Linked DNA regions of Homo sapiens: region 2 is linked to region 1. A link is an interaction called in ENCODE POLR2A ChIA-PET data of the cell type or tissue named here. Cell type or tissue: GM12878. All regions are shown on one strand. Links, peaks and the distances in the headings refer to the core of each region. The heading gives the core; the rest is flanking DNA. Region 1 overlaps DOCK2 (dedicator of cytokinesis 2). Region 2 overlaps DOCK2 (dedicator of cytokinesis 2).

Region 1 (6,196 bases), core at 2,399-4,898:
AAAACAAGAATTTTTCCTATATGTTTTACCTCCTGATCACACAGGACTGTACCTTTAGAATTATCTTTGATTCTTTTCCCTCTTTAACCCTACACTCCATCAGTTACTAAGTCCTGCAAATTAATTATATGAAACATCCTTCTGTTAGGGTTCTCACTGCCTTACAGCAGTGGTTCTCAAAGTCTGGTCTCTGGCCCAGTAGCATCGGCACCACATGCAAACTTATTAGAAGGTCCCCATCTCTAGGGATGGGGTCCAGCAATCTCTATTGAATCTCCAGGTGATTCTGATTCATGATAGAGCTTGAGAACTCTGCCTTGCATTACAACTCAACCCCCTTACTGTGGCCTACAAGGCTCTAGAGGATCTGGCTGCTTCTACCTCTCCGAATTCATCTGAAGCTGCTTCCCTTCTCTCATGACTCTCCAGCCAGGGGCCTTTTTTCAAGTCCTGGAAAGGGCCGAGATCTTCCCATCTTGAACTTTTGCAAATGTTTGCTCCTCCAGCTGGAATGCTCTTCTGCTCTTTTGCTCTTCCCACTCTTCATGTAGCATATTTATGAAGAATATACCATATTGGTCTGGCACCCTGGGAAGCACTTTATATGGCTTTAATTCTTAACACAAATGTCAGAGAGATGTTATCCTTGGCCATCCCACCTAAAGTAGCCAGCCTCATTTCTGCCCCAAGCTTTAGTTCTTCCCTATTCTGCTCCTTGTTTTGTATCATAATTTACAATTATTTTTCATGTACTGGTCTTTTTTTTAGAAGACCTAGAGGGAGGGACATTGTCTAGTTCATCCTGTGTTTCCACTGCAGTGCCTGAGATGCAGTAAAAGCTCAATAAGTAACTAGTTGCTAAATGAATGCATCCAGCCAAACTTCACCTCTAGTTACAGAGTCACAAGCCTTAAAGGCATTGGTTTGTTTTTCTTTAAATAATCTTTGAGGCCCCCTCTAGTCCTATGCCATGGTAAGTGGGTGACGTATGGCATAATGCATTCTAATGCATTCTTTGCTTAAACCCTATTCTGTCCTGCCTGAGTGAGCTGATGTGCCACATCACTGCCCCCACCTTCCAGCCTCATGCGGCACCCAGATTCATCTTTCTCAGTCATCATGTTCACAAAGCTTTCTTTGAACATGGCCACCTGAGCTCACAGAAGATCAATGCAGACCATAATCCGAGGCTCATGTGATCAGGGAAAAGGGCCTATTTGTTAACAGTAATGCCAGCATGTATATGGCAGTTGAAAAAGGTAGAGGATAAGAAGTTCATTTTTCAGACATTCATCAAAAGTAAGAACAGTGCCATCCTATGCAAAGCGACAATATTTCCCAAACAGCAAGTAAGGAGCAGGGTCTGCAGGTGGCAGGTGAGAGACAATCAGGTGAGTGGCTTCCCCGTGGTCCCCAAGTCAGGCACTGGGCCTGCGTCTACCTATCCACATCCATGCCGACTATAGGAACTCCTACTCCTGGATCCCTTTGGCCTGACTGGCTTCCCAGATCTATGTTTTCCCACAGCATCCCACTTGTCTCTAAGAGAGAAATTCTCTTTTCTAAGCTCAGCTCTAAGCAATGGACTCAGAGACTAACCAGAGCTGACGACATCCTGCCATGGAATGAGGGGTGTGTTGCGAGCTCCTGGGCACACAGTTATGCTCAGAGATGATACTCACAAAGCCCCTTTAAGAATTTCCCTAGAGTCTCTGCGGGAAACACAAGACCTAAAACAGGCCCAGCTGCCAGGGAACATCTTCTCCCCAGGGAACCAGAAATTGTTAAATTCCAGAAACAGTGATAATAGCAGCAATAGATAATATGTATGAAGGACTCACCATTATTGGTCTGGCATCCTGGAAAGCACTTTACATGATCTCTTTTAATGCTCCCAACACACAACCCTATATGACAGGTGCTATTGTCACTCCGTTCTACAGATGAAGAAACTGAACTACAGAAGTCCCACAGGTCACACAACCAATCAATGGCAGAGCTGCTGGGATTACACCCCAGGACAATGCTTTTTTTTTTTTTTTTTTTTTTTTTTAAGACAGAGTCTTGCTCTGTCGCCCAGGCTGGAGTTCAGTGGCCTGATCTTAGCTCATTGCAATCTCCACCTCCTGGGTTCAAGCGATTCTTCTGCCTCAGCCTCCCAAGTAGCTGGGATTACAGGTGCACAACACCACGCTCAGTTAATTTTTGTAATTTTAGTAAAGATGGGGTTTCACCATGTTGGCCAGGCTGGTCTTTAACGCCTGACCTTGTGATCTGCCCACCTCAGCCTCTCAACAAGACGATGCTCTTACCAGGACCCATCTGTCCTAGGGTCTTACCTGCAGGGTTTCAGTCACCTGCCCTCAAGGCAGGTTTGACTTCTCCACTTTACAGATAAGGAAACTGAAGCTAAGCTAGGGCTGCCTGACTGAACTAGTCCTCAGCTCCCTACTACAGAGTCCCCTTTCCCCTCTTTACCATGTATTACACTTTTTGGCCTTCCATAAAAAGAACAGATGAATGGGGGGTTGGGGTGGATAGTGAAGAAAAAGAATAATAGAGAAAGAAAAATTAAAAAGGAAAAAGGGAAGTCTAATATTATTGATGATTTAATTACTTGAGTCAATACTCTGAAACAAAACTGAAAACTGGTTGACAAGATTGGAACATCCCCAGGAAGACTGGGAGAAGCAATTGTGCCTGGACACACACTCCCATTTTCATTTCTGGGGACTTCTAGAGGAAGTAGTTATCAGGGAAGTCACAAATTGAAAAACTGCAGCTCAATCTTTGACAATATGCCTACCTACCCATGTGCCAGGCCAAAGAGCGTCCCAGGATACTTCAGATTGATGAAAAAAGAAAAGAAAAGAAGGGTTGGAAAAGAAATGTCCTGTTAATTATTCAACTTTCAGCCCTCCTTCAAAAAAAGCCTCTCAGATCTGCTTTAATGGCAGAGGGGAATCTCCATTTTTTAAGCAGGATGGGGTTGCTAATAGGAAGTCTTAGTTTGTTCAAATGAACTTCAGCATGATTGAATAGCTCTGAAGAGATGAGATGGGTGTTCAGTGAGAGTCTAAATTGCTACCCAAGAAGCAGCCAAAAGATCATCAAGATTCTCAGATTCCTAATTCTTCTCAGGAACAAATAAATGAGAAAAGTCCTTTCTACTGGAGAAAACACAACAGGGAAATGTGATTTGCTGACAGGATGGTTGGAGGAAGTAAAATGGGCCTTTGGATACCAGGAAACTGACTAAAAAGAGGTTAGACTTTTAGGGAGCAAAGGTGACAGGGAAAGAGTATGAGGACAGAGACTTCCTATTTATTTTGAAAATATATGTTTGAAGCTTGATGTCTCTTGGCCTGACCTCATTTACTCCCAGCTCAGGGCCAGAGCTAGTGTGTGTGGCTGGTGTAACTCAACCCAGTACCAACTTGTCAGATGGCTGTGGTCCCCTGGGACTTTCCAGGCACTGTGCAGGGAGAAGCAGACTGGGAGCATGCAGGTGCCTCTGCCTCTGGATTCCAGGGGGCACAGCAGGGCAGGGAGGAAGAGGGTGGCAGGAGGAGACAAGGGGCATCAGCTAATTACCAATTACCAGGCCCTTTGCAAACACAAAGCCTCCACCTGAATGATAAACGTTATTAATCCAGCTCCATTTTGCCAACCGCAATGTTTCTACTTGCAAATTTAGAGAATTCTCCAAGGGAGCAGCAGATTGCTTATCCCACAAAACTTCCATCTTAGCTCATATACTGACTGGCTGAGGCCTGCAGGATAAAATTCTCCTTGGCAAACTATCTACAACACAAGTTGCATAACATCTATGCAAATAACAGAGAAGAGAAACTTTAAGAAACATGCCATATATGTTTTTACCTAAACACAGTTACTCACATTTTTAAGGCACTTTAAAACTTATAAAATACATGCATATTCAGTGCCTTACTTAGTCCTATTAACCTTCTTTGAAGCAATATTATCCTTCTTTTATCAGATGAGAAAACAGTGGCTCAAAGAGGGATAGAGACGTGCCCAAGGTCACAATAGAAATGTGCAAAAAGGAATGAATATGGGCCTACAGATAAATTTCTGGCTCAAAATTCCCCTGCAAAGAGTGTGTGTGTGTGTGTGTGTGTGTGTGTGCCCACGTGCATGCACACGCACGCATGTGCTGCTAACAAATAGGTTGCTAATAAGTCAGCATCAACATCTATAAAGGCTGAAATCCTATACTAGAGCCAATGTGTTTTCTGCGTATGCCCCTTCATTATTAGGAAAGTAACACATAAATATTGTAGGAAATTTAGGAAATATATGAAAGTACAAAGAAAAAAGTAAAAACCATTCATATAAGCTTACCACCCAGACATCTCATGTTTACACCAAGAAAACATCTCAATCTGAATCACCCTCCATCCAGTTTTTCTACCCAGTCCCATGCTTGTGTAAACAGAGAATTTAGAAGGAGAAGGAACCCAGCACAGAGGTGAGGAGCATAGGCCTTGGAGCCTGAGAGCCTAGGCACAATCCTGGTTCCATGAGGTGGTGGCTCTGTGTCCCCCAGGGAATTATTTAGCCTCTGATATTAGTTTCCACATCTGTGAAATACGGTAAAATTATATCTGTCTGTGGGACCGATAAGAGAAATTCACAATTCGATATTTACAAAGTGCTTAGAAGCTTGCCTGTAATGACAATAAACACTGTACTGTACAGGTGTTTGTTAAATAAAGAGGTTATCTAACTTCAACATACAAATTTCAAGCTCCCTTTCAAAGAATTCCCCTTGGAAAACCACCCAGAATGTATCAGATACTCAAACAATGTAGGTTATATCCAATCAAACAGCTTTGCCTGAGGAGCTCTGTGGAATGAGACAGCACAATTTAAGGGAGATACAAGGGGTTAGGATCTGGCTCCAGCTCAAGTATACATTAAGCTGTGTGACCATATACAAATCACTTAACCTCTCTGAGCACTATAAATCTGTTAAATGAGGTAACTCCACCAGCTTAGAAAGATAATGTAGGTGATATTCTCTAAACTGCAAATCCTCAACCATTAACGGTTATTTTTCTCATTGTTGGTATTATTCAAAGGTGATGGCCAAGATCTACTTTACTTAGATAATTAAATGTATCAAGCCCAGTCTGGATACAATACCAAGGGAGTTCAGAAAGCTCTAAACTGACCAGGTGAATCAGTTCCAGATCTTCCAGCTAACTGCTGCAGTGCATAACATGATTTACATTACATTATTTTTATGTATTAACATTATTTCTTGGTATTCCAGATGAATATTATCAGGGGTTCTGCATAAATTAGGGCTCATCTTCTCTGAGCCTTCATCTTTTCCTCCATAAGATGAGATAATTCATTCTTTGGAAGCAATAAATACCTTTAGGCAATGTGCACACTGTACTGTAATTTTTTCTGGAGAGCTTCTTCCAAAAGCTGCACCCTAGCTATGCAAATATTGATGACTGACATTACTGCAGTTTATGTTAACGTTCTCTCTCAAATGTGGAATGGCATTAAGGCTAAAAAGAAAAGGAAATGAGCAGAATAGAAAGAAGGTATTTGAGTCATGGAAAAGCTCTTAAAATAATATTTGCCCAGGACCAGGATGTACATGGGATTCTGATAGACACAGATAAAAGTAATTCTCTCCTCCAACCTCTCTGGAGCATTTTTTTAAAAGATCATCTTTCTACTGTCAAGGGGCTATCACAGTATTATTTACTATGTTCCTTCAGTAAAAGGGTAAAATATTGTATTTGTGCACTATTCAATTGAGAAACTTAAAAGTTCGATTAAGAGCTCTGGGAGAAGACTGTCACAACACTGCTTACAGCCTGTTCTTATCAGTGGGCCCTAATCCTCAAGAAAGCAATCATTTCAATGTACTCCTGGGATGCAATCCCATCTCCAAAACTGGCTTCTCCCAAGTGCTCCTCTCCACAGCTCTGTAAGGGCTCTTTGATGAGGTGAAACTGGAAAACACTGGGTTAAACAAAGTTAAACAGACATCTTTACTGGATGCAGGAATGCTTAGAGCCACAGCAAATTCCTACGAAGAGGAGGAAAGAGGCAACATTTTCCAAATATTTGACTACAAAACTGTTGATCCACGTGCTTAGTGTTCCATGGAATGTGTTTGGGAAAATTTGGCTTGATTACAGTCTTCATC
Region 2 (6,196 bases), core at 1,897-4,396, 120 kb after region 1:
CAATGTCCCACAGCTAATAACAGCAGAGCTAGAATTTATCCCCTGCTCTGCTCACAGCCGTAGCCCCAGCATACAGAATAGAGCACATGTTAGGCAATTTCTAAATATTTGTGGAATGGATACAAGATGCAGTCTGACTTAAAGCCTGTAGAGGCTCCTCCAGGGAAATGGTGCAGGTGAAAGTGCTGTTAACTGGCGATGTGTAGATGCAGAGTGGGGGGAGGTAACGTGGTGCCTGAGAGGCTGTTGAGTTGGGAATGTCACCTAGCCTCTCTGAGACTCAGCCTCCTCGCCAGTTAAATGGGGATAGTAAGATCTACCTTGCCACTTTGGCACCAGAAACAAACAACTGTGTCGTATAAGAACACACACTGCCAGTTAGAAGGTGCTGGGGAAGTGTGTGGTATACAGTCATCCATAGAAGTTGTGCCATTGGCCTCAGGAGGGCATTTCTAACTCCACGGAAGCCAGAGGAAAAGCAAGGGGTGAAAACAAAGCAGCCTTGGTCACAGCAGAAGGTGCAGTGATCTCATGTATTTCAACCTCAGGTTTGGGGCTTAATTAGCTGCTCTCTGGCATGCACCATAGACAAAAGAATTTCAGCAAGCCTTGTCTCCCTGCCTTTTATTTCAAATATGAGGGAGCAGATAGGTTAGAAGAAAACCCTGCTGCTCTTGCAGGGTGGTATTGATTCCTGGGAATTAAACAGTAATGCAAAGAGGCAGTGGCAGCCTCCCTTCCACCCTGCAGCAGGCAAACTGCCTAGGTTTATCAGAGAACCCAGAGCTCAGAGTGGCCACAGGGGATGCACTTCAGAAGAAGGCGCCCAAGCGTAGACAGGCAGGGTGGACTGCTTTCCCACACGCAGGTCAGGGGCAGGACTCCACCAAGAATGCCCTCTAGTCTGGAGGATTCATGCTCATGCCGCAGTCCCCTCCCCTCCCATCGGGATTCTAACACAGCTAAGATGCTAATGCCCTTTGCTGTCCATATCTGATCCTCTTCAAAGGAGAGGCATGAGTGTGTGTGTGTGTGTGTGTGTGTGTGTGTGTGTGAGAGAGAGAGAGAGAGAGTCTGTGTGTGTGTGTGTAAACATACATGCACCCAAAACCACACGTGCATATTCAACGCATTAGACAAATCATTCATGGGGGGTGGGGGGCATGTGGAATGGGAGTAGAAGACGGGGATAAAGGGTAAGAAATTGTTCAATAAAATCATAGGAGTCCATTGTTTTGGACTGAGCTCCTGCACTAGGCCCAGATCAAACCAAGATGGAGTCGCTTGCGCTAAGTGCGACATACTAAAATGGGAACTTTAAGGAAGCAGGAAAATCCCCCAAAGAGACCAGTCTTTCTTAAAAACAGAAGGTTCACAGCAACCAGTTGGAAAGGGCATGGTCATTTGAGCTGGCATGATAAGGAAGTCCCCCTGCTTTAACTCTTACAAGGAAAGTAACCTGAAGTAACCTGATGTTAACCAACCCACCTTTTTGTATCATCCCATTTCCTTTTTCCTACTCAAGCTACCTTACAATAACCAACTGCTTTGCTGCGCCCAAGAGAGCTCCTTCTGTCTTTTAGATACGAATGCCTGACTCATGAATCACTAGTAAGAGTCAATTAGAACACTAAAATCAATTTGATACAATTTTGTTTTATGACAAAATGCACACGCATATACACACACAGAACAGGGGAGGATCTTGCACAGACCAATGAAGATGATGTGTTATGAACTCAGGAGTGTGATTAATTCAACCCTCTGCACCTGACATCTAAAGAAGGCAAAAAGAAGAATACCCTGCTAGCACTCAGCGCACAAGAAAAGAAGGCAAAAAGAAGAATACCCTGCTAGCACTCAGCGCACAAGACCCCAGGGAGAAATCAGGCCCTGCCATTAATTGGAGCGAGACATATTCATTCATTTATTCCTTCCTTCAGATAGCTTCAAGAGCCAGGCATTGTGCTGGGGTGGGCGGGGGGTAGAGCAGCAAGATCTCTCTCCTCATAGCACTCTGGTTTCTGCAGGCAGACAGAAAAGTCCACAGAGGGTGACAACACAGGTGCCACAATGGAGCAAGCACAAGCTGCTCCTTGGACCACAAGAGACATGGAGAAGAGGATTAGAGAAGGCTTCTCAGGAGAGTCACATTTAACCTGATTTCTGAGGGGAAGGTAGGATTTAGCTAGGCTAAGAGCAGAGGTGATGCATTCAGGCAGTGTGAACGGCACTCCGCCGCAGTGAGAAGTGAGAGGGTGCTGCACAAGTGAGGAACTGAAAGGATTTTAATGGAACCAGAGAATAGACAGTTCAAGTGGGATGGGAGAGACTGAAGCTGAAAGCGTAAACTCTGCGAAGTCAGTGTGGAAGCTCAGGTTTGAGACCTGCTCTACACCTGTGGCTCAGGGAAGCTCCCTGAGCTTCCACACTCAAAGCCTCCTGTTACACAGGAGAGAGTAACACAAAATGACTGGCGCTGGGATATCAGGGTGCACACATGGTTCTGAAAACACAGACAAGGAAGTCCCTAATTCTGCCTGGGGGCAGAGCGGAGGAGAAGGAAGTGGGAATGGAATTGAGAAAATCTCAGAAAGGAAGTGTTATCTGAGCTGAACTCCAAACGAGTTTAGGATTCTACCTGCAGAGAAAGATGAGAAATTGGAAGAGCATTCCAAGCAAGAGACACTGCACTAAGCAAAAGCAAAAGCCTCCCAACTGATGTCTAAGTTGTGAACAAAAACATCAAAACCTGGCCGGGCGCAGTGGCTCATGCCTGTAATCCCAGCACTTTGGGAGGTGGAGGTGGGCAGATCACTTAAGGTCAGGAGTTCGGGACCAGCCTGGCCAACATGGTAAAATGCCGTCTCTACTAAAAATACAAAAATTAGCTGGGAGCAGTGGCTGGCACCTGTAATCTCAGCTACTCAGCCAGCTGAGGCACAAGAATTGCTTGAGCCAGGAGGTGGAGGTTGCAGTCAGCTGAGATTGCGCCACTGCACTCCAGCCTGGGCAACAGAGTGAGACCTTATCTCAAAGAAAAAAAAAAAATCAGAACCCTTAAACCATTCATGACTGAGAGTACCTTGGTAGCCCCCCACCCAGGTTTAGCCAATAGACTCAAATACTTTTTTAAAAAAAGATGATTCTGAGAATTCCTTATGTCCACGATTCAGATGCAGCCAACACCTTTTCTTCTTGAGAATTAGGAGTCATCTTTACCCACTTTAAGACTGCTAAGCAGAGTAGCAAACAACGACTCTCCTTTTTCTTGAGGAATGAAACATAAAAACAAAAACCCTGTCTTAAGAGGGGAAAAACCAACTCTCTCTGGGTCTGGAGCAATATTAAATTTTATCAGTTACTCGGCAGCCAGCAAAGCACAGAACGAAGCAGTGTGAAACCGCCCTTCAAAGTAACTGGAGTTGACAACTAAACTTGCTCAGTGAGGGGGGAGAAAAGGAGTTAATAGAGGAAGAAGTCAGGCCTTTTATCCTTCACCTGAGCTGGTCCCTTTCATATGCTAAGAGACCAGGAGCAAGCTGGGTGAGGGAATTCAACACTATGATTAAAAAAAAATCAACAGCCAGGCTAAGGCAGACATCTCCCCCTGAGTCCTACCATGACACCCAGGGTTTCAAAGAATAAGGTTGGCTTGCTGCTCTGGGCTGTAATTACCCAAACAATGACAATCTATTGAAGACAAGCATCCTGTCCCATTCCCCAAACACACAGCGCCCCCCAAATGGAAGCTTGGCATCCTGCACTGTAATTGCTAAATTTCCACACGTGGTTCTACCCTGGGCAATGCCTCCAGTAGGTGGACATAGTCTCTATTCTTGGATGTTCCATGGAACATCAATGGGTTGTTCCATGATGCCAACTAAAAGCCAGTAAAAATGGCTATGCTCTTGTCAGCAGAGAAGGTCCAAACAACCAGGAGAAAAATCCAGAACATTTGCTCTGGGGGCCTTTTTTATTAGTTTTCATCTAAGTGTTCAATTTTGAGAAGTTGGTGCCTGTAGAAAGCAAACAGCACATTCTACAGTCTGGATTTTCAAAGTTGGATCTTTGCATATTCCATGTCCCTTCTATCCCATGAAGATGAATTCATGAGTACAAATTAATGTGTTTGAAATATTTGCCATTTTGTGGTTTATTAAATGCATATTGGAAGATGCTAGATTTTTTTTTTTTTTTTTTTTTTTTTTGAGACAGAGTCTTGCTCTGTCTCCCAGGCTGGATTGCAGTGCCATGATCTCGGCTCACTGCAAGCTCCACCTCCCAGATTCACGCCATTCTCCTGCCTCAGCCTCCAGAGTAGCTGGGACTACAGGCGCCCACCACCACGCCCAGCTAATTTTTTGTATTTTTTTAGTAGAGACGGGGTTTCACCGTATTAGCCAGGATGGTCTCGATCTCCTGACCTCGTGATCCGCCCGCCTCGGCCTCCCAAAGTGCTGGGATTACAGGCGTGAGCCACATGCACCCAGCCGGAAGATGCTAGATTTTATAGACTGGACAGGGTTCTTAAATTAAGAAGGTAAAGAACTGAGAATGAGCCCAGCTATTCCTCTATTTCCAGTGAATACTAAAGGAAAAAAAAAGACAGGTCATATTAGAGCAATGGTTTCTGAGCATGGCCTCTACATTGGTAGCATCAACAGCACCTGGGAACTTGCTAGAAAAATAAGTTACTGGACGCCAGGACCCCACCGTCCAGACTAATGATCAGAAACGTGTTTTAACAGCTCCTCCAGGTTACTGGGGGTGCCTGCTCAGGTTTGAGACCTGCTCAACACCTGTGGCTCTTCATGCTGGCTGACAGTTAGCATCACCTGGTAATCATCACCTTTTCATTGCAGTGCCCCACCCACCCCAGACCAATTCAGTCAGAATACTTGGGACAGGGGCCTAGGTATTACTGCTTTTGATGCAAGATTTTTCTTCTCAGTCGCTTTGCAAGCCGGGGACCCCCAGCCAGTGACGCCCTGCCCAGGTCTCACTCAGCCCATCCAGCTCACCAACTATGTTATAGCTTGTACCCATATTCAGCGGTTCCGGATCTCTTGTGCCGCACCCAAGAAGAATGAGGATACGTGGGGCATTGAAGGGTGAGGAGGGCGGAGAATAATTTTCTTGAGCAGTGAAAACGGCTTTCAGTGGGGGGGCGGGGGGATGGTGGGGGGTGGAGGTGGGGCACTGGTTCCCCTACCCCAAGATTGGAAAGTTGTCCCCTCCCCGTCCCTCCCCACACCTTGTGTGACTGGGTCTGGGGCCTTTTATAGACTCAGAATGGGGACTGCCGATTTGTTTGTTAGTACGCAAAAAAAGGTTAAAGGGAAGACACCACTCAAAGGTGGGCATGACAGTGTAGAAAACCAATTAGGAAAAGGTAAGTTTATGTAAAATAAGCGAAGGGTGGGGATCAATCAGAGGAAAGTGTGCCAAATGGTAGGACAAGTTCTCAATCCAGTCTGAGGATTTAACATACAGCTTGACTTTCAGGTTTTAAACTCTTCGGCTTGGAGATGGGGTTTCACCGGGGACCCACCCCATCTTCCTACCCATTTGGCTGACTCCTGCTAGTTTGACTTTTAAAAAGCTCCCCGGGTGGCTTGTAATCCCAGCACTTTGGGAGGCCAAGGCAGGAGGATCACTTGAGGCCAGGGGTTTGAGACCAGCCTGGGCAATATAGTGAAACCCCATCTCTACAAATTAATTAATTAATTAACTAATTAACCAAGTGTGGTGGCTGGTACCTATAGTTGTATCTACTCAGGAGGCAGAAGCAGAAACCTGGCTCAAAAAAAAAAAAAAAAAAACTCTCGAGGTGATATGACTATGCAGGCAATGAGGCAATGTTGAGAGCCGCTATATATTAGAACATGAGAAATTTAGGTACTTTTGGGCCTCTCATTTTCAGTTTAGCTCAAAGTAATCATGGCTACTGAATGCCTCCTATTCATTGAAGAAGCTTTTGAGAAAAGAAGAGAGATTTCCATCTTCATGAGCAGGAGAGGTGAGATGTGAAGCTCACCAAAAGCATCAAAATTTCTACCAAATTCAATGGTGATAACAGTATTTAATAACTCATCCAGCAAAGACAGTTGCTCACCCGGAGAAAGGGGTGGGTTAGTCCCCACAGTCAGAATTCATTATAAGAGCACTGCACTCAGAGGCGGTAAAGAGTGAC

What was found. Peaks named below come from ENCODE experiments on the same cell type or tissue, not always from the same donor. Only the 100,000 strongest peaks of a DNase experiment are listed, where the experiment ranks them.
Region 2: POLR2A ChIA-PET joins it to region 1 with 6 read pairs; 4 of 35 experiments call an interaction of 5 or more read pairs at or near these places.

Annotation. Positions count from the first base shown.
Region 1 is chr5:169,921,437-169,927,632 of GRCh38, reverse strand. The region is part of intron 27 of DOCK2 (dedicator of cytokinesis 2); the gene reads right to left. All of the region lies in intron 1 of INSYN2B (inhibitory synaptic factor family member 2B), which reads left to right. Among named protein-coding and RNA genes, the nearest start is that of INSYN2B, 56 kb to the left of the region's middle. In GM12878, for the core only: no CTCF peak of the experiment used is centred there; a DNase peak (open chromatin) is centred at 3,422; H3K27ac peaks cover 752 bases.
Region 2 is chr5:169,805,849-169,812,044 of GRCh38, reverse strand. All of the region lies in intron 26 of DOCK2 (dedicator of cytokinesis 2), which reads right to left. Among named protein-coding and RNA genes, the nearest start is that of INSYN2B, 170 kb to the left of the region's middle. RefSeq lists an enhancer at 3,283-3,860. In GM12878, for the core only: no CTCF peak of the experiment used is centred there; no DNase peak of the experiment used is centred there; H3K27ac peaks cover 601 bases.